Regions from separate parts of the Homo sapiens genome. Here regions 2 and 3 are each linked to region 1. A link is an interaction called in ENCODE POLR2A ChIA-PET data of the cell type or tissue named here. Cell type or tissue: A673. All regions are shown on one strand.

Region 1 (8,000 bases):
ATAGAATCAAAGCTAAAATGGATTTTGACGTACCCTTAACTGGATCTCAAATTAAGGAGAGATGAATTTGACTAAGAGAAGATTTTTACATTGTTGTCTATTACAGCTGAATTACCACTCTCTTTTGTCTGAAGAAAAATATTTTCTTCTCAACGAGGTATATATTTTTAAGACTGAAGACAACTGAAGCTTACAGCATATAGTATTTGGTTAGATTTTTTTTTTTTTTGCTTTTTGACTGCAGTTGCCAAACATTTGAGATTATAAAAACGATAGTACTACATAAAATAGACCTGCAGCAACACTGTTTATGGCACACGCAACAATATTATTTTCTGCTGTTTGGTGTGCAGGAGTTGTAAATAGCAAAATGTGTAAGCCATTAAATCTAGTAGCAATAGGACTCAAAGCAAGGTTTATTATACCAGTGCCTGAAAAGCTTTACTTTTTATCTCTGTGTGTTAAATTTTCGTGTTTGCAACAGTATTTTAGCTCTGGAGCTATTTATCTGGTAGCATCTTTGAGAAAAAGGAAATGGACAGATGTCCATAAACAAAGGGCTCCACCTGGTGGTAAAGAGGAGGTATGAAATGTTGATGAAGAGAACTAATGCTGCAAAGGCAAACAGATGGAAGAGCAACGCGTGTGCGTGTGTGTATGTCTCCTAAAATGAATATGTTTGAAGGAAAGAGAATGACAAAATCCTCCAAATTTGGATTCCAGTGTGGATATAGGCTTACAGCTAACATTATTTGATTATTTCTTTCACATTCAGTCATTCCAATATGTTTACAAATTATTTTATTCAAAATACATACATCTGAACAGATATTAACAGATGACCCTAACAGATACTAGGTACAATTGATGACAAACTATCCATATCATCTGATCATCTTAGGTTTTAGTAGAATGCCATCTAGTAGACAGATTTAAACAAAGAAAGCATTTGTTCCGACTCGAGGGCATCCTTTAGGTGGCTTTGTGGCTCACCTAGTTAGGAAGACCTGAAAAGGATGTGGTGCAGAGCTCCGGGGAGGGAAGCAAGGGTTTCAAATCCATGACTAAGAAACAGAAAATTGTTCATTTTAAAATGTCATCTGTGGCTGAAGTGTTGAAGAATTTGAATCTGCGTATTGTGATTCTTCCACCTTTTCAAACTCTAAAATTAGGCCAGGAATTACATATATCAAATACTATGCAAAATGTAAAACAGGCATGCCGTTTATGGCTCTCTACGTAAGGTGGAAATTAAATCTTCAGCCTCCAATAAAATTGTATTTCTGTAATAAAACTGCTGCACCTTGACTCTAGACTACATTGAATCCCAAATTAAACACTCCATTTGCTGTACTGTAACAAGCAAAAGGGTTTGCTACACTGAACAATATTACAGATAGGAAAAACGTATTCTTTTTTGCTTTATCACCTATGTAGAGACCACGAAAACAGGCTAATTCCTCATCTCTTCTTTCTCAGAACACAACATGTTTTGATATGGGAAATTTTAAAATTCTATCTTTCATTGCTAAAATTTATATTTCTTCCTAATTCTATAAATCAGCATAGATGACTAGGCCTAAAAAAAGTCAACCAAGTAGGATATTTACTACAAAATGTCTACTGCATTTCATGGATAACTCAGGCTTATAAGCAGAAACAGCTGGTGTGCTAAAGGCTAGGTACATTTCTTTATGCATTATGTATAATTCCCCATAATGTACATGCAACATTCACTCCACATCCATATCTGAAGTGCACACATACTGCTACATGATCTATGAAAGTTTTAAACTTAGGATCTGTTAATACATATGTATTTATCTCACCCAGTGTTGATTTAGAAGAAATTAGACTGGATGTTCTTTTAAGCAGTCTAATTCTATAGTTTTTTTTTCCCTCACCACGCCATGGCCCAGCCAGCGCTGACTTCTGGCATTTGTAAAGTGTCTGTAATAGAAATGAAAGCCTACCCAGGGTGAGGAATAGAAAGCAATGAATACTAATGTTGCTTCTTCTTACCAACTAAAGTGCAGGCGAACAAGACAGGAAGCTGTCTGTGCCTCTCTGTCTCGGCCGTCCTCCCTTGGCTCTGCCAAGCCACCCTCTAGTGGACTGAGGGGGGAATTTCCTTTCCTGGCTGCCTCACTCGGCTATTCATTTGATAAATGAGCTCCCCTCCCCCTCTCTCAGGAGATGGTAGATATTATTAACCTTCAAGCACGATACAGCGAGATGAATGTTAATCATGAAGGGATTTCTCATCAAGTTTAATGGTGTAAGACATAGAGAAGTTGTGTTAGCAGTTTCAATCCTGCTAAAAATGCTAATTGTTATGTTTCATATGATAGGTGAGGATAATAGGAAAATGGCAACAGCTTCAGCGTTTCCATTTGGAAGTTGTTGCCCATAATTTTGAGGCAAATATAGAGGAAAAGATTACGGTCCTTAGTATGAATGACTTGTGAAGAGGCTAATTTAGGGCTGCTTCTTTGGAGACATTGGAGATTTGAGGCTTGACATCTACTGAGCTCAAGAAAAGAGAATTTTCTGCTGGGAAGAACTAAAGCCAAAAGAAGAAATTTTGGACCTAGAAAGAACATGAGTCTATGGTAAGGGATACAAGGTTATAGTGTTGAGTACTGATCTTTTGAGCACTTTCTGTCTTCTACATTTTTCTCTGTGTTTCACTGGCACTTTTGCCAACATGTAGAGGTAATCTTTTTTTTAAAGCAGTTATTTCATCCTGACCTAGGAATCATAGTAAGTGCACTTAGGAGTCCTAGATGAACCCCAAGAGAAATGCCATTTTTGTTTTTCTCAACATGTCCCTTTCCTTGCCCCATGAGTTGTTACCCATGCTCTGGCATAAGGACACCCTACTGTCCCCAGCTTCAATGACCCCAGTCTTGCAGAGTTGGCTTCTCATGTAGCTCTGTTGTTTGTCCTGGTCCCTAACTGTTTGAGCTGGGGTTCTTTCGGGGCACATACACACACAAGTGGGGATCCTGGAATGTTATATGAGCAATGTCTTCAGTGTATACTTTTACTTGACTTTGATTACCCTAAATTCTATTGCTCAACCCTAAACTTCTATAGTAGCTCATGGTGTTACCTGTGAATGAACTGGAAAGCATTTTGCTGCAAGGAAGCTTATCAGTTGAATGTGGGCCTTGAAAAATTTCCTTGTAATTTCATAGTTTATGTGTTCAGTTTGACTTTAGAAAGCATCTAAATGATAAATGCAAATTCAAAAATAATCCATTAAGGATATGAGCCTATGTGGATATGGACCTTTTTAACTGTATTGTCCCAGTTTTCATATGTAGCTTTTGTCATCATTTTTTTACAGACTCCTATAAAATGGAGTCAACATAGAGAAAATATGTGATTCTCCAGGTGCTAACATGAGATGGGATATCAATGACTAACATTATTTTCCCATCAATAATGATAATTATACTAATTAGTCCAGGCATCACACCTGTGTAAAATCCCTATCCCTATTTTACAGATGAAGTCACTGAGACACCAAAGGTTAATTGCTTGCCCAAAGCCATGTAGCAACTTGGTGAGTACCAGTATTTAAAATCTTACACTCTTGCTTCCTTAACAATGGAACAAAGTTATTGCTTGTATCACAGGAGATTGGTGTCAATGAACAATGGAGCAAAGGGGTCACATATTGCTTGTTTTAAAATTGTAGACTCTTTCTCATATTAATGGAGTCCTTTACTGTGTTTTCCAGGTTGAAGTTACTTTAGTGTCGAAAGCTCCACATATGTGCTTTTCGCAAAATCAATAGTCACCCCATGCAAACGAAGAGATGGTAATTAGAGATGGGACAGACCCCAACATATCCTTCATTTGAAGATAGAATAAATTCAGCAAGATACCTAATTATTATCATCATCTTTCACAAAAACATATGTGATTTTTCCCCCCTACCCAAATGTTTTAGTGAAAACTGCAACTGTGCATTAAAAGGCAGTTTTGCATGCATATATTCAGAGAACAATATGGAGAATCTATCCCTTGGGATAAAAAAAAAAACACCCAGCAACAACAAACTTGAAAACAGATGGTTCTGATACAGTCTGATAAGAATGTAAACAAGAAAATCTTTGTTGACTTATTTCATAGTAATCAGTAATAATTAGTTATTGTCTAGAGGTGAGTTACAAATTTCACAAGCATGGCCACGAACAGCCTCTGAAAAGTGAAGCTAAATTTGTGACATCAGTGAGGAATTACTGACCCCTGCTGAACCCTCCTTATTAACATTTTTCTTGATTGACATAAAGGAATGAAACCCTGGAAGAGGATAATTTCTGCATTCTTTGTTTTTTCTTTTGTCATCATTTGATTTAGAGATATTAGACCCCTCTGACTAATCCATGAATTTTAAGTTCTTTGAAAAAGAACTTAAATTTTCTCTACAGCTTAGAGAACTAAAGCTCTCTTTCCTTCCGTTTTTCCTTCCTTCCTTCCTTCCTTCCTTCCTTCCTTCCTTCCTTTCTTCCTTTTTTCTTCCCTCCCTCCCTTCTTTCCTTCCTTCCTTCCTTCCTTCCTTCCTTCCTTCCTTCCTTCCTTCCTTCCTTCCTTCCTTCCTTCATGGGGTCCACAGTTTAGTTGGAGAGGCAAGTTTGTAAAAAAATAACTATCACCCAGTTTGTTAAGAAGTGGGCAAGGGCTGGATGCCATGGTTCATGTCTGTAATCCCAGCACTTTTCAGAGGCCAAGGATGAGGAGGATCACTTGAGCCCAGAAGTTTGAGACCAGCCTGGGCAACAAAATGAGACTCCATCTCTACAAAAAAATTAAAAAAAGATTAGCTAGGTTTGATGGTGTATGTCTGTGGTCCCAAATACGTGGAAGGCTGAAGCAGGAGGATCGCTTGAGCCCAGGAGATCAAGGCTGAAGTGAGTTATGATTGCACCACTGCACTCCAGCCTGAACAACAGAGCAAAACTCTGTCTCAGGAGGAGGAGGAGGAGGAGGAGGGGAAAGGGTGGGAGAGGGGGAGGGAGGATGAGGGGGAGTGAAACACAGAGGGAGGAGGAGTGCCAGTGAAACACAGAGAAAAATGTAGAAGCTAGAAAAATGTAGAAGATAGAAAGGGAGGAGGAGGAGGGAGGAAGGGAGGAAGGGAGAAGGAAGAGAGAAGGAGAAGGAAGGAAGAAGAAGAAAGAAGTGGGAAAGATGGCATGGAGAGGAGTCAGGAGAAGGACTGAGTCCTTGCAGAGGAGATATTAGACCAGGTATTATGTAGTGCTATTACCAAGTCCTGACTGCAGAGATCACCAGGCTGTTGACTATGACATCCTGAGTGAATAATGAAAATTTAAACTGCTGGCTAATTCTTTGGATCAGGTGATTGTACACCATCAGTTGTGTGGGTAGCATGCAGACAAGATCATGGTATCCTGCCATGATCCAAAAGTTTGGAGAGGTGCCCTTCTTTTACAATACTTGTAATAGAAAACTTAGGCTGTATTCCTCCATGATAACGTGCCTTTGGAAAGAGTAGTCCCTTCTTTAATATGTAATTCAGCCATCTGAAAATACTTGTTATTAAAATAAAATAATACAAATAGTCTATGACAAATAGTCTAGGCAGTGCATCCTGGAAACCCTTGGCTTTTATTCAACAATATTCAAGAGCTGTTTAGTCAGTGCTTGTAACTTGTCAGACACTACTAGGCACGTGAATTAAGAGAATGAATGCTCTATGTAACTTCTCCTTTATAGAACACAAAATCTGGTTGGGAAGGACAATATCAAACAGAAAATTACCCAAATTGTTTATTAATGAAAATGTGATAAGTGCTATTGGAAGCAATAGATGCTGTTGTTTTGTCTACCCTGATTCTATTCTTCCGGTGACAGCATCTTGATTTTGTTTTGAGAACTATCCTTCACCATTGCATGCAACCTTGATGAGACTCTTAGTCGAGGGGCACTGCCCCTACCTAGTTTGTGATTCAAGCTGGGCCAGTAAGATGCCCTTTTCCAGTAATGAGTGCACTCTCTCGCTCACTCGCTCTCTCTCTCTCTCTAGTTTAATAGTATAAAGATCTTCAAAGTTTGTATTTACGTTGGTCAAAAGTAATTGCGTTTTTTACCATTGCTTTTAATGTTTAATCCTTAGCTTTTCCTTTGAGTTGAGAGTGACCCTTATATCCTTCCAACAAATTTCTTAAGTTAATCTGTTAAATTAACTGCTTGTAACCAGTTGTAGTATTTATAGCACTGCCTAAAAATCCAGGACTCAAATAACAGGTAAACTAAATTGTGGCATGATTTTGAGAGTTTGTTAGAGTTTAAGAGAATGTATTTTACTGACTGTGATGCTTAGAACATTCTATTTTGAATAGCATGAGTTGGTGACAGAGGATTAATTTTCTTCCTGTATCTGTAATAAATAACATTTCCATAATATCAGTAGTCATAATATCTATAAAACAAAATATAAATATTATAAACTTTGACAGTATAGAGCTATACCCTGACAGAAGTCCAGAGATGATGAGGTATGTTAACTTTCTTATCTGAGAGTATTAAGGTCAATAACTCTTTTCTAAAGCTGCTAGATCCAGAAATGAATACATCTATCCAACTGAAGAACTAAAAAATCATGAGTTAGCCCAAATTGGGGAGCAGGTGGGGAGGGAAGGAAGGCATATAAATGAATGAAATTCTTCATCTTTCATGCAGAGAAGTCAGCAGGTACTGGCTACCTAAGACTGAAAAATCAAGAAAGAGAGATGCAGGCATATTATTTATTTGGAGTTAAAAGTAGAAACCACTGGAAGAAATAAAATGTAAGTTTATTAATAATGACTTCCTTTGGAGAATAGATGGTAGGAGAAGGGTCTAGATAGAGGGTATAATTTGACACAAACTTGGCTGCAGAAGATCTGGCATTCCAGAAATATATGCGTCATTAACCTAGTGATGGCATTAAGAAAGCGATATTATCCCGGGCTGTGTTAAGACAAGTATTATTTGCAGCTAGGAAATAACCCTTGTGTCAAATTTATTGTAGGTTGGGCTTTTATTTGAATATTACACTTTGGGTCTGTAACTTAAAACATATGCAGGAAAATTGCATAGAATCCACGTATAGAAGAGGAAAATGATGACAGGGATTGGAGACTATGTACACAAGGAAAGGAGGTGGGTTGTTTATTCTGGAGAAGAGAAGGCTGAAGGGAGACAAAATTAACAACCTATGGGCAGTGAGGTGGAACTCTGCAGAACACCAGTCAACCTTCTCCATCTCACTGGACTGAACAGAAGAAAATGGGTTTAGACTGCATCAGGAGAAAATGTGTTTTTAAGACACAGGAAGACTTGATGACCTGTGGTTGTGACTGAACGTGGGAACAGGATGCCCTAAGAACTTTTGGAGTACTTTAGAAATAAGATAGAAATATTCATTTTCAAAATAAGGGTTTGTATTAGACTTGAGGTCCCTTTAGATACAGTAACCACATTCTATAGTTGGATGTCTGTGAACTTACATATGGAGAAAGGTTAATGATCAAGTGGTCTAAATAGTCTCACCTTGGCTGTGATTCCCAGGTAATATCTCATTAGGGAAAAAAAATCAATATTCACATTTTTTTTCTTTAAAGTACTGTGCTATCTACTGGTTCTTTTAAAATATATATGCATGCACATATATATATATAACTGTGTATCATATTTTAAGGGAAATTCATATAGTCTTAGGAGCAATAGTTATCATATTCAAAGTTTGTACCATTAAAATATTTATGGTTTATTTTTCTAACAAAAGCAATAAGATTTTGATGCTGAAAATCTTCAAAAACACAAAAAGCACAGGAAATACCTTTTTTTTCATTAAAATGTGAGCAAGCAAAAAAAAAACATACAAACAAATTTGGTCCTGTCTTATCATGACTGCTGCTAAGGCGGTCCAGCTGGGTTTCCCTGTAGCCAGAATCTGGTCCCCTATGCTCATCCTTTCAAGA
Region 2 (8,000 bases), 110 kb before region 1:
GCTCTGATGCTCTGCAAATCTAAAACACGTCCACCAGCTGGTCTCCATTTTATGTCTTCTCCTTTATTTATTTGCTGTTGGCAGTGGATAAACCAGAGATTGTGTCATTTCAAACTTCAGTTTGTGCCAACCCCTCTCAGCCTGGAGATGATTTTTCCCAACATGACCTTGTAATCTTTCATCATATCCTTCTTCCTCTAACTCACTCTATGTTTAGCACATGGACCCAGCAAGGAAAGGGTCTTGGTTCATCCAGAGCACAGATGGGAGTTCTTTTGTGTCACCTGCCAGACAATAGATTCAGACTTTATACTCACTATCTCACTCTGGTTCATGTTCATTATTTTGGAGTATACCCAACAGGACTGTCTTGGTTACAAAGGACAAAAAAGTCACCTTTAAGGTAACATTAGGTTTAAAAAAAAAAAGATTTAAGACATTATATAATAATTCTAAAAACTAGGAGAAATTCTGGCTTTAGGCATGGCTAGACTCTGGAGTTCAAATTTATGTGGACTCAGTCTCTTACTCACTCTCCCTTTTGTTGGCTTAACTCTTGGAGGGATCCTCTTCTTAGGATGGCCCCCAGCACCTTCAGTCTTACACCCTCCTGGGTTCATGTGCAGCTCAGTCTGATTATTACTGACCAGAGTGGAGTTTTGTGCCTTCTCCTGAGACAATCACTGTGGCCAAAGAGAGGAAATATGTTCATGGCAAAAGCTTGGGTTACACGTCTCCTTCAGGTGCTGGAGTGTGCCCAATCTCAGTGTACACTGAGGTTAAGGGAGGTGATTCCTCCCAGGAAACCAAAGCTATGGCTACCAGAACAAGGAAAAGGTGACTCTGGCCAGCCAGAACACCAGAGGTCCACTGCATGAGTACATTGCCTGACCATGCATGTGCTTGACTCATTTCTTTTTCAAGATTATACTTTGAGAATATCAGTCTCATATGTTTTCCTCTTGGTTTTCCAGTTGTGTCATTATCTCTGATTCTAACTCCCAGGCAATGAAGGAGTTCTCATCTTTTCAGTTCTTCAGCTTGTACTTTCAAAAATCAGAGATGGCTTCTGTTATTTCAATCTGTAAATCAATAGAAAAAAATCACCATTGTACAAGTTTCAACTGTTTCTCCAATCCAGCACGCACATGGCGATGACTGCAGGGTGTTTACAGTTATAAACACAATATAACATTGTATATGAGGCAAAGAGCATATTTTGCAGTTCAATTTCATAAACTGTTTTCTAGTTTATCAATTCATTTATTCTGTTTTCATCACAAGAGTTTTAACATTTAAACCCTGGGAAAAAAAAGCAGGCAGTCCGCATCTTAAAACTAACAAGTTTGGTAAACACAAAAAGAAAAAGCAATCGTTTTCATTTGCAATTGTCTAAACAGTCCACAGATGCACATGAGCTATTGCCAAGTATATTTGTTTATTTACTTGATTTATAACATGGGCTCAATGCATAAAAACATCATAGCATACATACAATAAAATATGTGCGTGCATGAATCTGTTGGCTCACAATATTATGTTTCTTTCTGTACTTCAGAATTCCCTTGGCACGTCTTTGACGCTCAATGTATGTTCACTAATAGTGACTCTTCCTGCAATTTCACATAAACACCAAACAAAAAGAGTAACTGGGAGAGAGAGAAAAAAAAATATATATATATGTATATACCTGTATCTTTACAGTCATTGTACTTTTCTGGATCCTTCTCAAAAAGCCAAATGGAAGTGAGTAGGTCTGGCATTTCTTCCTTTCCTCTCAAGAGATATAATGTGTTCATAAGACCTTATAACGTGATGAGATTCTAGGAATACTTTCTGTTACTCTGATTTTTTTATTTTTCTAATCAAATATTAACTTTCTAGTTCCAGAAGTTGAACTTAAACCAGATTTTTCTTCTTTTTAATGAGGGATCCTTTACAGACCCACAGACACGATAAAGCATGAGCATGTTTTAATGCCACCCTCTTCCTTCCCATGACCCAGTGGAGAAGAAAATGGAGAATGTGTATGTATTTAAAGAAAAATGTAAAGTATTTCTCACCATACAGGCAGGGTATAGAGCATTCTAATTAGTCACTCCAACTAGTTGGATGTCCCCAAGACACTGAGCCCGTCCTTTTGTGTTCTAGGATGAAAAGATAGTTTGGATCTCAGACGGCACCATGGTAGCAGCCATGCATGTCTTGTTGCTTCATGCCATCCCAGAGATACCAGCAGTTCCTCTTTTCCAGCTGGATATAGCTCCAACTTACAGAGTGACCAGTCTTTCAGAGGTTAGGCTGCCTAAGTGCAAATAGGTATCAAACCCCTTTGCAAAACAGAGCTAAAACCTAATCGCTTTCATACATTTCAAACATCCTACGGTGCATTGCCATATTAAAATTAGGTTGTGTCAGCCAGTTTTATATTTAAGGCCCATGAGATTCAACTAATTTAGAATTCAATCTTGTAACTAAGGAAAAAGACTCATTACAAATAGCCTTTCTTGGCAGCTTTATGTCTCATAAAGAGGATTGTTTTTACCAAGATAGTCTCCTAGGCTGAAACAAAGGGGTCACTGTTCCAAATGTTGGTCTCTACCCCAATTCTTTGATTTGATTTCCTCAGCTACAACACTGATACGGGCAGTACTCACTACCAAATGTATTCAACCTCTCAGGAATGCTCTGACAACCAATGAAACAATGCCCTAGGTTCTCTGAATTCTTTGGCACTTCCCTGAAAAGCACCCAGAAAAGAAGCAATGTCTGAACAGATGTAAATTTCACATATCCTTTCTTTAATTAAATGGACAAGTGTAAAAGGCTCAGAAATTAGGAGTATGGACAAAAACAGCATCCACTAATCTTTGGGGGATGTTTCTAAGCAACCAGCATTGTGTGATACAGAGATCATTACATCTGTTCCATTAGTATGCCTTGTGTTCCCAAGGGGTTCCGAAACCTCACAACATTCCAAACATTTTATAAAGAATCTTCCTTTTGCCTTATTAATAGGAACTGAGGACATAATAGAAGCAGAGACATTGCTGGTGCAAATTATGTGAAAATGGAAATCTTACACATTTTAGGCTTAGCCAACAAATTGATTTGTGATGCAAATGCTATTGTCCAATGTCTCTCACATCCCTGGACTCTCTAAATGTGTATGTGTGTGTGTGCGTGTGTGTGTGTGTGTTTTAATTTCAGTCTGGCATTAGAATTCTCTTAGTTTATGGCCATAAACTACCATCATCCATTCCATGTGGATATTATTTCCTGCCAAGTAGCACAGGCTGTCACAACTACCACACTGACCAGGGGATTCCCCAAGTGGCCTCTGGATGCCTTCATTTAAGTAGCTGAAATTTATGAGTTCTGGCCTTAGAATAAGAATTTCTATTACGAGGTCCAGACTGTTTTTGGCTGAAATTTTGATTTCCTGTGATTTCTTGTGGAATGTAGGCAGCTGTCAGTCTTGTTCATGAGAGGAGGTCTAATGAGTCCAGAAATTATTTGTATTTCATTGTTTGGGGATCTGATTTACTTCTCCTGATGGGCCAACTGTCCAGTACCTGCAATAAGTAAATGCACATTCTCCCATTTCTCTGGAATACAGTCTGTCATAATTCTCTGGACTTTTAAAATAAGAGGCTAGCTGTCCACTGCTGGAGAGAACGTAAGCTGTGGAACAGGATGACCTTTTGAGCTCCTTTCCAACTCTGTCCCCACATTCTGATTTCCCTTCTGGAAAGCAGACATTAACATTTGACGAGGTTCCATGCTTCTTCACTTTCTCAGCTTTTGTATTTCAAACGTCTATTGATCGTGCAGTAGTTGCACATTATTCCTTTGTTCTTTACATCTTTATTGATGCAAAGCAGTGCCAGAAACTGCTTTTTAACAGTTATTCAATCCCTGATGCCCTTCACGTATCAGATTTGGGATTTCATTTCTTAGAACTACTGGGCTGGCTACACAATTAATTGCTTCTTATTAATAAGCCATTAGATTCACCTGACCAGCCATCAACAGCTGAAGAAAAGCACGCCTCCCCCTCCTTTGCCTATATCTCTTTCTCTTTTGATGTTGAAGCTGCTCTCCTGTGCAATGGGAGACTTGCTGGAGTGTCTGGAGGTCTCTGGCTCATTTAAAGTGACAGGCAATGTTATCCGCTGATACTAAACAGGTTTCTGTGGTCGTCGCTATGACCTTTATCCATTCACCCATCAGAGAGATCCCAGAAGGCCACTGACACTTCACTCTGGTTAATCACATGGCTCTTAAGGAAAGAGGTTGTATGTTTGTGTGTGTTTAAATTTCCATCCACTGGCATCAGCAGTCTGTGCTCAGGAGGAGGCATAACATGCAGGGTAGCAAGGCTAGGTCTGGAGAGAGAGAGATGTTGGTTTCAAATCCAGCTCCACCACTTATCGGAAGACATCAAACACATTACTTCTCCTCTCCTAAGCCTCAATTTCTCCTCCTGGAAAATGGTGGTCATAGTACACCAACCCAGCTTGATTCTTTGCAAATGAAACAAGCCTGCATATAGAATATATTCCATAAGCATTTGCTAGAATTGCTCTCTTTAGCCTGCTGCCAATTGACTTATATTCAACAAGAGATCTGCATGGTGTAATGGGCCATGAATGGCCTTTGGCATCATCAAACAGACCTGGTTTGATCCCCAACTGTGCCATTTACTCTGTGACTTTATTTGCTGATCCTTATTTCCCCTTCTCAGAGGGCGCGTATGAGGAAGAAAATGAGTTAATGAGTTGTGCCTGGCATGCAGCAGGCCCTCAGAAAACATGGATCTCCTGACTAGAGACCATCAGGAGCCATTAGACTTTCCTCTCACCAGAACAGGGGGCTAGGGCCAGCCCCAGGTTGATTCTGATGACTATTTGAGGACTCACAGTATTATGTGAGCACAGGCCCCATCTGTGCTCCACGAAGGTGGACCTCTTGCCCTGGCTGTGGTCTCTCTGTAGGCTCTATATTCATGGTTCTGACACTCCCAGGCATGTAGTCCTCTTGGCCCTCCCATTTCAGGTCTAAATGATTTATCTAGATCCTTGGGGCCAGATATGTTTCAGAGTTCAGAATTTTCCATGTTTTAGAAAGATCATTCAGAGCTGTCTGTATTTATGGTACCTAATACCCCCAGTGGACTCTGGGCAGCACTCCATAATCAAACACATTAATATTTCTTCAGTAAAATATATGATTGCTTACCATAAAGTGGGATAATGGTAAATATCTTCACATCTTTTCAGGTCAGGTTTTGTCACCAAATATATTCCAATCAAGTCAGTATCAATGGCCAAATGAGTTTGGGAAAAATATTCAGTTTTCAGAGACTTTTCAATTTGGGGATTGCTGATTGGGGTTGTGGACCCATAGAAACCCTGGAGCTAGAATTGACTCCTCAGACCTTGTTTGTTTTTGTCCCGCTGATGTACAAGCCATTTCCAAGTATTCCATTCTCCTCCGCTATAGATAGCCTTTCTTGTCTGTGCCAAACTATAGAATTCTCATTTTAAAGCCTTTTCTTGAGGACCCTTTTTTTGGTAGATACATTCCATTTATCCAATTCACCACCTCTATCTTTTATTCCTTTCCCCACCAACTCTGATCTTGAATATTCTGCATAGGTTTATGTGGTTGGCCTTGAATAAAAGAATGGTTTCTTGATTTGCCCTTAATGTGTGCATTTGCTTTTTTTCTTTTTTTATATCAGCCCACAGAGCAGGGATCCTGTTATTAGATTCCTTATTAACTCGCTACCCACAACCAGGGACTTCCATGGATTGTATGCATGCTAATGGGAGGAGAACCAAGCACACTAGACAGAAAAACCCAACGGAGGCTTCAGTCACTACCATGGCCACAGGCTGCAGTCCTAACCTATTTATGTTCAACCTTCTTACAAAAGGGACTGAGTAAAAGGCAGTGAACAAATTAGTGTTCACCTCTATCTTTGTTGCCATAAAAGCAACTTAAACTCGTTTCATCAAACATGAACATCATCTTAAAACAATAAAGAACTGAAAACTGTGCCCCAGACAGTGTTACTCTTGATGGTAACAGTGATCTTTATATAAAGGACTGTTCTATGAGGAATATCTGATCTTGACTAATAAATAATAGTGACTGACAAGAGGAGTCTTTGGCAAGGTAAACGGGGAGCTGCTTATACTTGCTGGCTCTATTTCTCACACACCAGTCACTACAATTCAGCTTAATTTGTCTTCCCTCATCAGTGCAAACAGTTCTCCCAGAGTCACCAGTGGCCTGCAATGACTGGATTTAAGGGCTATTTTTCAGTCCATTTTACTTAAACTCTCAGAAGTATCTTATGCCACAGCCAGCCCCTCCTACGTGAAATACTTTCTTCCTGTGATTTCTATAATCATGTGGAAACTTAGTTATCTCCTTCATCTTTTACCTCTTCTATTCATTCTCCTCAGCAAGTCATCCTTCAGTACCTAATCAAGATAAACTAGCATTCCATAAGACCTTCTTGCCTTTTCCCTCAGTGATCTTTCCCTAGGTGATCTTTCTATAGTCAGATGACTGACAAATTTATATTTCCTGCCCAGGTCGAGACTTTCCAACTCCAGACTTGTATACCCAGCCATCTCCTTCCTATCTCTTCATGGGGGTCAACAGATCCAAAATGGAACTCATGACCTCCCCTTCCAAACCTGGTCTTTTCTCTCTCTAGAAACAGCATCCCTATTTGTTCTCTTTTGCAAGTCAGACACATAGGGGTCATCTGGAATCCTTCCGTCTCCTTCATTGCTGATATCCACCTCCCACCAGCTTCTGCTGGTTTTACTTCTTAGGCAGCTCTCTTGCCCACCACATCTCTTCATCTCTACCACCATAAACCTAGTCCAAGCTTCTATCACAACTCACCAAAAATTGTAGTCCCCTCACTGTGGAAGGAGGAAAGAGTGGAAATTGGAAGAAAACAAAGTCTCTGTTACAATACCTGTAGGTTTATAACTGTTAGGATAAGTATAATAATCAATAAAATATTATGTTTCTCAAATTTGCTTATTTTTGTTTGATACTAGACCATTTATGAGACCAAGGAAGGGTCTCATTTTCTCAATGCTTTTAGCAAAGGAGTTCCTAAGACCTATGTCTAACTGATCACTGTGATGACGGTGCCATGTCTGTGGGGAGAGGAACAGTGGGGCCTAAGTCACTCTAAAAGCCCCTTAAGTCCAGGGATGCAAGGAAAACTGGATATACTTGCTTCCTCTCCCTGGTTTCCTGAGTCCTGTATTGGCTCAGATTAGAGGATTTCCTTAGTTCCTGTATGATCTAGCCCTTATGTGGGACAAGGTTAGAAGCTCTCCTGTCCTGACACTCCCCTGACACGCGCTTAGCAATGGACATTGCCCCTGGAAGCAGATTTGTAGGAGGATCCCAACTCAAGCCTGCATTAACCTACTTCAAAGGAGTCTGACTGGAATTGATCAGTTCTGGGTGGTTTTGTTCTTTATCCTCATTACCTACTGAATTTGTTGTTTATGATAATATATCCTAAGTCTCATCTTAGAAAATAGTCTCAGACAGTTGCAAGATCAGCCTCATAAACAGAAACAATTGCAGTAACAATTCCAAACAGTGGTACTCACCTCCCAATTCTGCTTTTTTGTTAGTCTTTCCATTTCTGTGCATGTCACAAACGGACCCTAGTCGTTCATGCCAGAAACCAAGGAATCATCCTAACACCATCTTCTCTGTAACCACTTCTACCCATATTCATGAAACCATCAAGTCCTTTTGTTTCCATCTACCAAATACTCCTAGGGTCTTATGCTTCTCCCAAATTTCACAAGCACCACCCTAGTCAAAGCCATCATCCTTCTGTGACCTGCCTACAGCAATAAACACCTAGCTGGTATTTTGCATGAACTCTTCATCACCTCCATGTATTGTCTACACAGAAGACCTAGTGTCTTTAAAGACATGGGTTA
Region 3 (8,000 bases), 500 kb after region 1:
CAATGGCCCTATTAAAATAGATACTACTATTATCCTTATTTTATAATTGAGGAAAGCTACTTCTAGAAGGTTAAGAAATTCACCACATTGACATGGGCAGTAAGAAGTGGAACTGAAATTTGAACCTGGTCTTTCTGACTCCAGAGCCTATACCCTGAACTTCTATACTACACTGTGTCTATCTTATATGTTGTTATTAAAATATATGATACACTATGATCTTATTACTGGTTGTATTATATTTTGATGATTCACTTTATAAAAGTAAATATTTCTAGTTTTATCCCCTGCAAAATAAGTTATTTTAGATAGTTGCTAAAATTATTCAAGTTGTTAATATTTTTTACCACGTTTGGTCTTTAAAGAATGAACTTACTATAATCAAAAGATTTGCACAAAGGAAGGAAAAGAAATTACTTTACTGATCAAAGGACCGATGCAGGAAAATATGCAAGCTGACTGCATTTCGCTAAGATTGCAACAATGAAGTGGAAGAGCTAGGGGAAATGGGAGATCTGGTAATAACTGTTTCTTTGTTTTTTCAGTTCACCTGACCTATTTAAACATTTTAATTTAGAAATGCTCCTCAGACTTCTCAGGTTTGGTCTCATGAGTAAGCAAATCAGGAACCCACAGGAACCACTTGTCAGGTTTCATTTCAAGGGAATTGGAAAGGGATCCTGACCTCCTAAAATATTTAAAGATGTTTAAAATCACATTCTTAGACCTTCTTGAACAGAAAAATGAACTTTTAAAAAAAGAGACAACATCGGTCACAATTGTTCAACACTAGAAATAACCCACAAGTCCCTAAAGAATAAAATAGCATGGCAAATAACATGGTAAATTCACGTAAGGAAATATTATTCAGCATTGAAAATGAATGCACTAATGCCACACTCAACATGGATGAATCGCAAAATACAATTTTGAGCAAAAGCAGCAAGACACAGAAGAATACAAATGATTCCACTTACATAAAGTGCCAAAACTGGTTCTGTATTTCACAATAAAAATGCAAAAGAAGTACATCCAATGGTCATTTCAAAATGCATCCAGAAAAAAAACATAATAAGCTGTGCCCATCATTTATGTTTTGGTGAAAATAAGTCTATCAGCTCCATGATTGCAGTCTTGAGAGGGAAGGAGAGAAGAGCAAAGCATGAAGACTGTAAATTCTAGAAGAGAGTAGTGGTGAGACTGTGAGCTCTGGAATCACACTGACCTGGATTTGAACTAGAGCCCTGCCATTTAATGACTGTGGATCTTGGGCTGGGGTATAAATCTCTCAAGCTCTTTGTTCCCCACCTAGAAAATAAAGATCACAGTGGGCCCAACATCATAGGGTCATTTTGAGGCTTACAGCACGCACTAGTTTTCACTAATTGTCCAATAAGTGTTTTTTTTCTTTCCCGAGATTGGAAGTAGAGGAGGAAATCAGCACAGGGAGTAGCAAAGGAAAACACTGGGCACTCACTGTGTTTCCTTCCCACTCACCCTTGGGTCACTCCTCCACCCCATGGGCTTCTCTGTGAACCACTAACACTTGCTTCTCTAGCAAGAGTCACCAGAGATCTTGTTATTCAACCCAATGAATATCTTTTCTCTACATCATTTGATACTATTTACTTTTTCTTCCTCCTTGAAACTTTTCTTCTCGTTTTCTTTGATAACCTGGGCTGTCCCCTTCTCACTAAAACCCCCATCATTGCCCACTATCAGGCCCTTGTCACTTTCCTCCTGTCTGCAACAGCCTCCTAACTGGTTTTCTCCAGCATGGCCCCTTTCCAACCCTCTCTCCACACTGCAGCCAGTGCATTTGTCCTAACATGTGGATCTCACCATGCCTCTTCCCCACAGCCTTATAGCAACCTCTATCTTGTTCAGCCATGGAAGATCTAGTCTTTCTATCTGTCTGTCTTCGGGCTCATCAATTACTGCACTAACCTACCCACTCTCATTTGGACCTTCTTGGCTTTCTACCACCTGTTTTCTCTACCTGGAATCTTGACCATATTACCTGCCTCACATAATGAACTTTAAAACTCAGGACAGGTCTCCCTCCCACCCACCATGCACCTCTTTCTACATTATATACCTTCCTTTGTAATCAGTACAATCTATGATCATTCTTGAACCTCTGCACTATTTACCCATGGATGGTCTACATACTCAAAAGACTGCCAACTCTGTAAAGGCAGGCACCTTTCCTACTGATCTTTCTATACCACCACCCAACAGAGTGGCCAACAAAAACCTAGTTAAGTAAATTAATGAATCAAGCAAATAATCAATGCTTACTTCACAGTTTTACAGAACTATCATCGCATCTCCTCTACTATAACTTCCTCATCTACTTCTACAGGAGAAAAGGGGTTATGTATCATATCCTTGTCTCTTAAACTCTGTCTTCTAACATTTATTGGTTATTTATTGCCATCATTATTATATTTTTCCACATCATATTTAACTAATCAAAAATTTTACAGGTATTTTAAACCTCTTGATCTTGTTCAATATGCTGTATGGGTAATTGGATAGCCATGAATCCAAATACTAACTTTACCACTGACTAACTCTGAGACCTTGAGTAAGTCACTCAACTCTGTTTCCGTTTTCCCACCTGTAAAATGAGGGTAAAAATTCCTAACCAACGGCTTTCTTGTGAAGTTAAATGAACTAAAATGAGGTTAATGTACATAAAGCATTTAGCACATTGCCTAGCACAAATAAGAATGCAGAAATAGTATCTACTAGTATTAATGCACAACTAAGTTTTGTTTTGCAGAGCATAATTTGTTAATCATTCATTATAGTGCTCTGTACTTTTCAAAACTAAGGGTCACCTTGGTTTTAAGAGTAAGGCCTCGGCCAGGCGCGGTGGCTCACGCCTGTAATCCCAGCACTTTGGGAGGCCGAGGCGGGTGGATCACCTGAGGTCAGGAGTTCGAGACCAGCCTGGCCAACATGGTGAAACCCCATCTCTACTAAAAACATAAAAAAATTAGCCGGGCATGGTAGTGAGCACCTATAATCCCAGCTACTTGGGAAGCTGAGGCAGGAGAATTGCTTGGGCCCAAGAGATGGAGGTTGCAGTGAGCCAACATGGTCCCACTGCACTCCAGCCTGGGTGATGGAGTGAGAGTCCACCTCAAAAAAAAAAAAAAAAGAGTAAGGCCTCAATAACTATATTCAAGTATGTATTTTTTCCCAAAAGGAAAAACTTTAAAACGTATGCTTTTATAAAACATATGCATATATATATATACATATGCTGCATAACTACCTTGCTTATTTCATAAGTGAAAAATATTAAATTAAATGAAAATATAGATTCCACTCAGTAAATGATAGCATTTTCATCGTGCAATCTACATACTATTTTAAATGCATGTAAATCATATGTTATTCATTCATGAAACATGCTTCAAGTATATAACGTAAAAAATTCAGTTAAAACTTTTCCTATTTTCTGTGCTTAATATCTCAATTTGAATCTTATTAAAGTTTAAATGGTGGTTTTGAAGAAGGCAATAAGAACAGAAAAATATTCAACCTGAGGAAGCTGACTGAAAGGAAAGAACAGAAAAACAGAAATGAAGGAAACAGAATCAATTAAATAGAACTATATGAGGACATTTGTATGGCCATTGTAAATAAGAAGGCAAGATCTCTGGAAGATATATCTGACATTTAATATATATTATAGGTATAGTATATATTTGTATTTTTAAAAATCACCATATCCTTCACTAATCTAAAAGTGAGGGATCTGTTTGCTTTATCTACAAAACTTACTTTCCCCTTTCCCAATTGCCACTCCCCAGAAAAGAAACAACAAATGTGAGCTATTTTATTCAAAAAGGAGAATCTCATGACAATAGGATTATTATGACAAGCATTTTCCACACTTTATTCTTCATGCCCAGAATGACATTAGTAAGATAAGACATTTTAAAAGTCAATAGCACTTATTTTGAAGTTTAAACTATCATGTTAAAAAAAAAAAGTCATTTCCTTAAACAGGAAATGTATTAATAATGGCACAAAAGACAGTACAAGTCATTCTATAGAGTACAGTGTTTCCCTTCAAAAAGAAAATAATATCCTTATTCTCAAAGGGTAGTAACTCTTTAATGTAGTTGTTTTAAAAAAAATCCAGGGGGGGGAAATTTTAGCACCCTTCATCTCACATTCATATATATTTTGCTGAGTTCTGATCATTTGAAAAACTAATGTATTTCACTAAAGATTTAAGTTGAGACTATCTGAAACTTAAAATTGCATCATTATAATCTAGTTGTCACCAAATAAGTTTTATCTGCTTTCTACATATATTACTTATTTTTATACCAACATTTGCAAAACTATTTTTGCAACTGACCCAGTCTGTTAAGCATCATCATACCCCAGAAAGCTTTGCAAAGAATGAATTATTGGGGCTGCTCTGTCTATGGGGTAGCCATTCTTTTATTCCTTTTCTTTCCTAATAAACTTGCTTTCACTTTAAAGATTAAAAAAGAGTGAATTATTAAAATAGTACATTTTTGCAGACTCCTAAAGTTTTTAAATTTACTTATGGAACAGAGATTTAAGATAAAAATATTTTTAGCATTGTTTAATTTGTATTTTATTTGCTATAACTTCAGATTAGATGGTATTGGGGGGAAAACTATCAAGCAATGTAATTATACATGGGTTCAAAGTCCTAAGAGGTTACCAAACCCTCAGTATATTTTATTTCCTATTAGCTAAAAACATAGAACTTTACATTTTGGTTCAATTCACTGCCTAACTCATTTCACCAACAGGTCTGACTTTCCCATCTCTTCTTTTTCTTTCTTTTTTTTTTTTTTTTTTCTTTTTTGAGACAGAGTCCTGCTCTGGTCACCCAGGCTGGAATGCAGTGGTGCAATCCAGGCTCACTGCAACCTCTCTGCCTCCCAGCCTCAAGTGATCCTCCCACATCAGCCCCGCAAGTTGCTGGGACTAAAGGTGCACAGCACCACAACAAACTAATTTTTTTTTATTTTTATATTTTTTGTAGAGATGGGGTTTTGCCTTGTTGCCCAGGTTGGTCTCAAATTCCTAGACTCAAGTGATCCACCCACCTCAGCCTCCCTAAGCACTGAGCCACCATGCCCATTCTTATCTCAATAAAATTTCCTCATTTGATTAGAAAGGAAAACTTTTGGCTGAGCATGCTGGCTCACACCTATAATCCCAGCACTTTGGGAGGCCGAGGCGGGAGGATCACATGAGGTCAGGAGTTCAAGAACAGCCTGGCTAAGATGGCAAAACCCTGTCTCTACTAAAAATAAAAATACGGGCATGGTGTCGCATGCCTGTAATCCCAGCTACTTGGGAGGCTGAGGCAGAAGAGTCACTTGAACTTGGGAGGCAGAGGTTGCAGTGATCCAAGATCATGCCATTGCACTCCAGCCTAGGCAACAAGAGTGAGACTTCGTCTCAAAAAATAAAATAAAATGGAAAGAAAGGAAAACTTTTCCTGGAGTTTATCCTAATGACTGAAGTGTATCAATTTTAGGTACTTTTGTGTGATGAGCAGCTGCGAGGTCAATCAAAGGCATTGTCAAATCCATACTGAAATATAATAAACTAAGTTTAGTCTGTCTACTTCATAAAAATTTATAAAAACACATCAAAATTCATTAGCTAACAGATTTCCTAAAGCAAATAAAGGCTTGTATGGATGACTGCCTGTGTAGATTGATTCAATTCACTGAGTCATCAGCATGTTTATAAGTGAATGGTTACCTGAAGATGGATAAGCCAATGGAAGTCTCTTATTTTCTAGTTCAGGAAATAAGGAGGACTCTGGAAACAAATCTTCTAAAATGGGACTCCCAAGTCTCTAAAATTGTTGCTTTGCTTTTGAATGATCATTCTCAGGATCCAGGATGTAGATTATTACTTTGAAGATAGCTTTTTACTAAAAACTAGTTTGAGGAATGATTTAGAAATGCTTTTCTTTTTTTTTTTTTTTTTTTTTTTTGAGACAGGGCCTTGCTCTTTCACCCAGGCTGGAGTGCAGTGGCATGATCACAGCTCACTGAAACTTCCTAGACTCAAGTGATCTTTCCACCTCAGCCTGCCGAGTACCTGGGACCACAGGGACATGCCAGCAAACTCAGCTAATTTTTTAATTATTTGTAGAGATGGGGTGTTGCTATGTTACCCAGGCTGGTCTTGAACTCCTGGGCTCAAGTGATCCTCTCACCTTGGCCTCTCAAACTGCTGGGATTAGATTATAGGCATGAGCCAGCTTTTTGTTGTTGTTGTTGTTTGCTTGCTTGTTTGTGTTTGTTTCTAGAGATGGGGTCTCACTGTTGCCCAGGCTGGTCTCAAACTCCTGGACTAAATTCTGCCACAGCCTCCCAAAGCATTGGGACTACAGGCGTGAGCCACCTCACCCAGCCTAGAATTGTTTATTCTAAATATCTCCTTTTTAAAGCAAAGAAGATCAGTTTGGGTTTAGTAGCAGAAACAGTAAAAATGAAATTTTTACTTTCTCATAAAGCTGGAAGTTGCATAAATACATTAACATGAAAAGGCACATCTTTTTTATGTGAGTTATCTGAAAATGTAATTTTAGCCAAGAGCTGAGCAAAGGAAAACATGAAAACATCAAATCCACTTATCTAATAGGCTTGGATTCATTTGAGCTGGGGCAAAGGAGGAGGTGTTTAATCATTCTATTAAGCTGATTTGGTAGAAGTCTCAAAATATGCCCAGAGTGGCTGGGCACCATGGCTCACGCCTGTCATCCCAGCACTTTGGGAGGCCGATGTGGGTGGATCACCTGAGGTCAGGAGTTCGAGACCAGCCTGGCCAAGATGGTGAAACCCCGTCTCTATGAAAAATACAAAAATTAGCCAGGCATGGTGGCAGGCACCTGTAATCCCAGCTACTCTGGAGGCTGAGCAGGAGAATCAGTTGAACCGGGGAGGCAGAGGTTTCAGTGAGCCAAGATCGTGCCACTGCACTCCATCCTGGACAACAGAGCAAGACTCTGTCTCAAAAGAAAAAAAAAAAATGCTCGGAGTGCTGAGTGGGTATAAGAATGACTCACCTGGCTGGGCGCAGTGGCTCACACCTGTAATCCCAGCACTTTGGGAGGCCAAGGAGGGCGGATCACAAGGTCAGGAGTTCGAGACCAGCCTGGCCAATACGGTGAAACCCTGTCTCTACTAAAAATAGAAAAATTAGCCGGGTGTGGTGGTGGGTGCCTGTAGTCCCAGCTACTCAGGAGGCTGAGGCAGGAAAATAGCTTGAACCCGGGTGGCAGAGCTTGCAGTGAGCCAAGATCATGCCACTGCACTCCAGCCTGGGCGACAGAGTGAGATTCTGTCTCAAAAAAAAAAAAAGAATGACTCACCCTACCACCATTTCTTGAGCTGTTTGGTGAGCAAAGGTGCCTACTGCTTTGTCTGGTATGATATGAGGGGGATTTAAGGAATGCAGAAGTTCTTCATCCATTCAAAGACAAACAGAAGAAAAAAAAAAATTCTGTCCCAAAATAGCTTCCTTACTAATGGTATGAAATTTCACCATTTATTAAAGTAAGTAAAAGAGCAAGACTAGGCCGAGCATGGTGGCTCATGCCTGTAATCCCAACACATTGGGAGGCCAAGGTGGGAGGATTGCTTGACTCCAGGAGTTAGAGACCAGCCTGGGAAACATAGCAAGACCCCATCTCTACAAAAAATTTAAAAATTAGCCAGGCATGGTGGCATGTGCCTGTAGTCCCAGCTACTTGTGAAGCTGAGGCGGGAGGATAGCTTGAGCTTGGGAGGTTGAGGCTGCAATGAGCCATGATCACGCCATTGCATTCCAGCCTGGGCTACAGAGAGAGACCCTGCTTCAAAAAAAAAAAACAACAACAACAACAACAAAAAAGTCTATATATTCTAGGGGAACAGAGGACAAACTGGTAAAACTGTTTCACAGTTCTATCCCCACCCTGGTACAAAGGCTGA

Evidence for each region. Peaks named below come from ENCODE experiments on the same cell type or tissue, not always from the same donor. Only the 100,000 strongest peaks of a DNase experiment are listed, where the experiment ranks them.
Region 2: POLR2A ChIA-PET joins it to region 1 with 12 read pairs; 2 of 35 experiments call an interaction of 5 or more read pairs at or near these places.
Region 3: POLR2A ChIA-PET joins it to region 1 with 23 read pairs; 5 of 35 experiments call an interaction of 5 or more read pairs at or near these places.

The regions. Positions count from the first base shown.
Region 1 is chr2:176,651,950-176,659,949 of GRCh38, forward strand. It overlaps LINC01117 (long intergenic non-protein coding RNA 1117), which reads left to right. Exons shown (of 4, transcript NR_110599.1): 3 at 3,515-3,571; 4 at 3,749-4,009. Among named protein-coding and RNA genes, the nearest start is that of LINC01117, 18 kb to the left of the region's middle. In A673, CTCF peaks have their summits at 576 (motif pointing left), 782, 2,121 (motif pointing left) and 5,224; DNase peaks (open chromatin) are centred at 562, 2,102, 4,312, 4,672 and 3 weaker places; H3K4me3 peaks cover 4,940 bases; H3K27ac peaks cover 8,000 bases.
Region 2 is chr2:176,542,536-176,550,535 of GRCh38, forward strand. No RefSeq gene overlaps it. Among named protein-coding and RNA genes, the nearest start is that of NRAL, 39 kb to the left of the region's middle. In A673, no CTCF peak of the experiment used is centred here; no DNase peak of the experiment used is centred here.
Region 3 is chr2:177,150,070-177,158,069 of GRCh38, forward strand. All of the region lies in intron 1 of LOC105373760 (a long non-coding RNA gene), which reads right to left. Among named protein-coding and RNA genes, the nearest start is that of MIR4444-1, 59 kb to the right of the region's middle. In A673, no CTCF peak of the experiment used is centred here; a DNase peak (open chromatin) is centred at 3,972.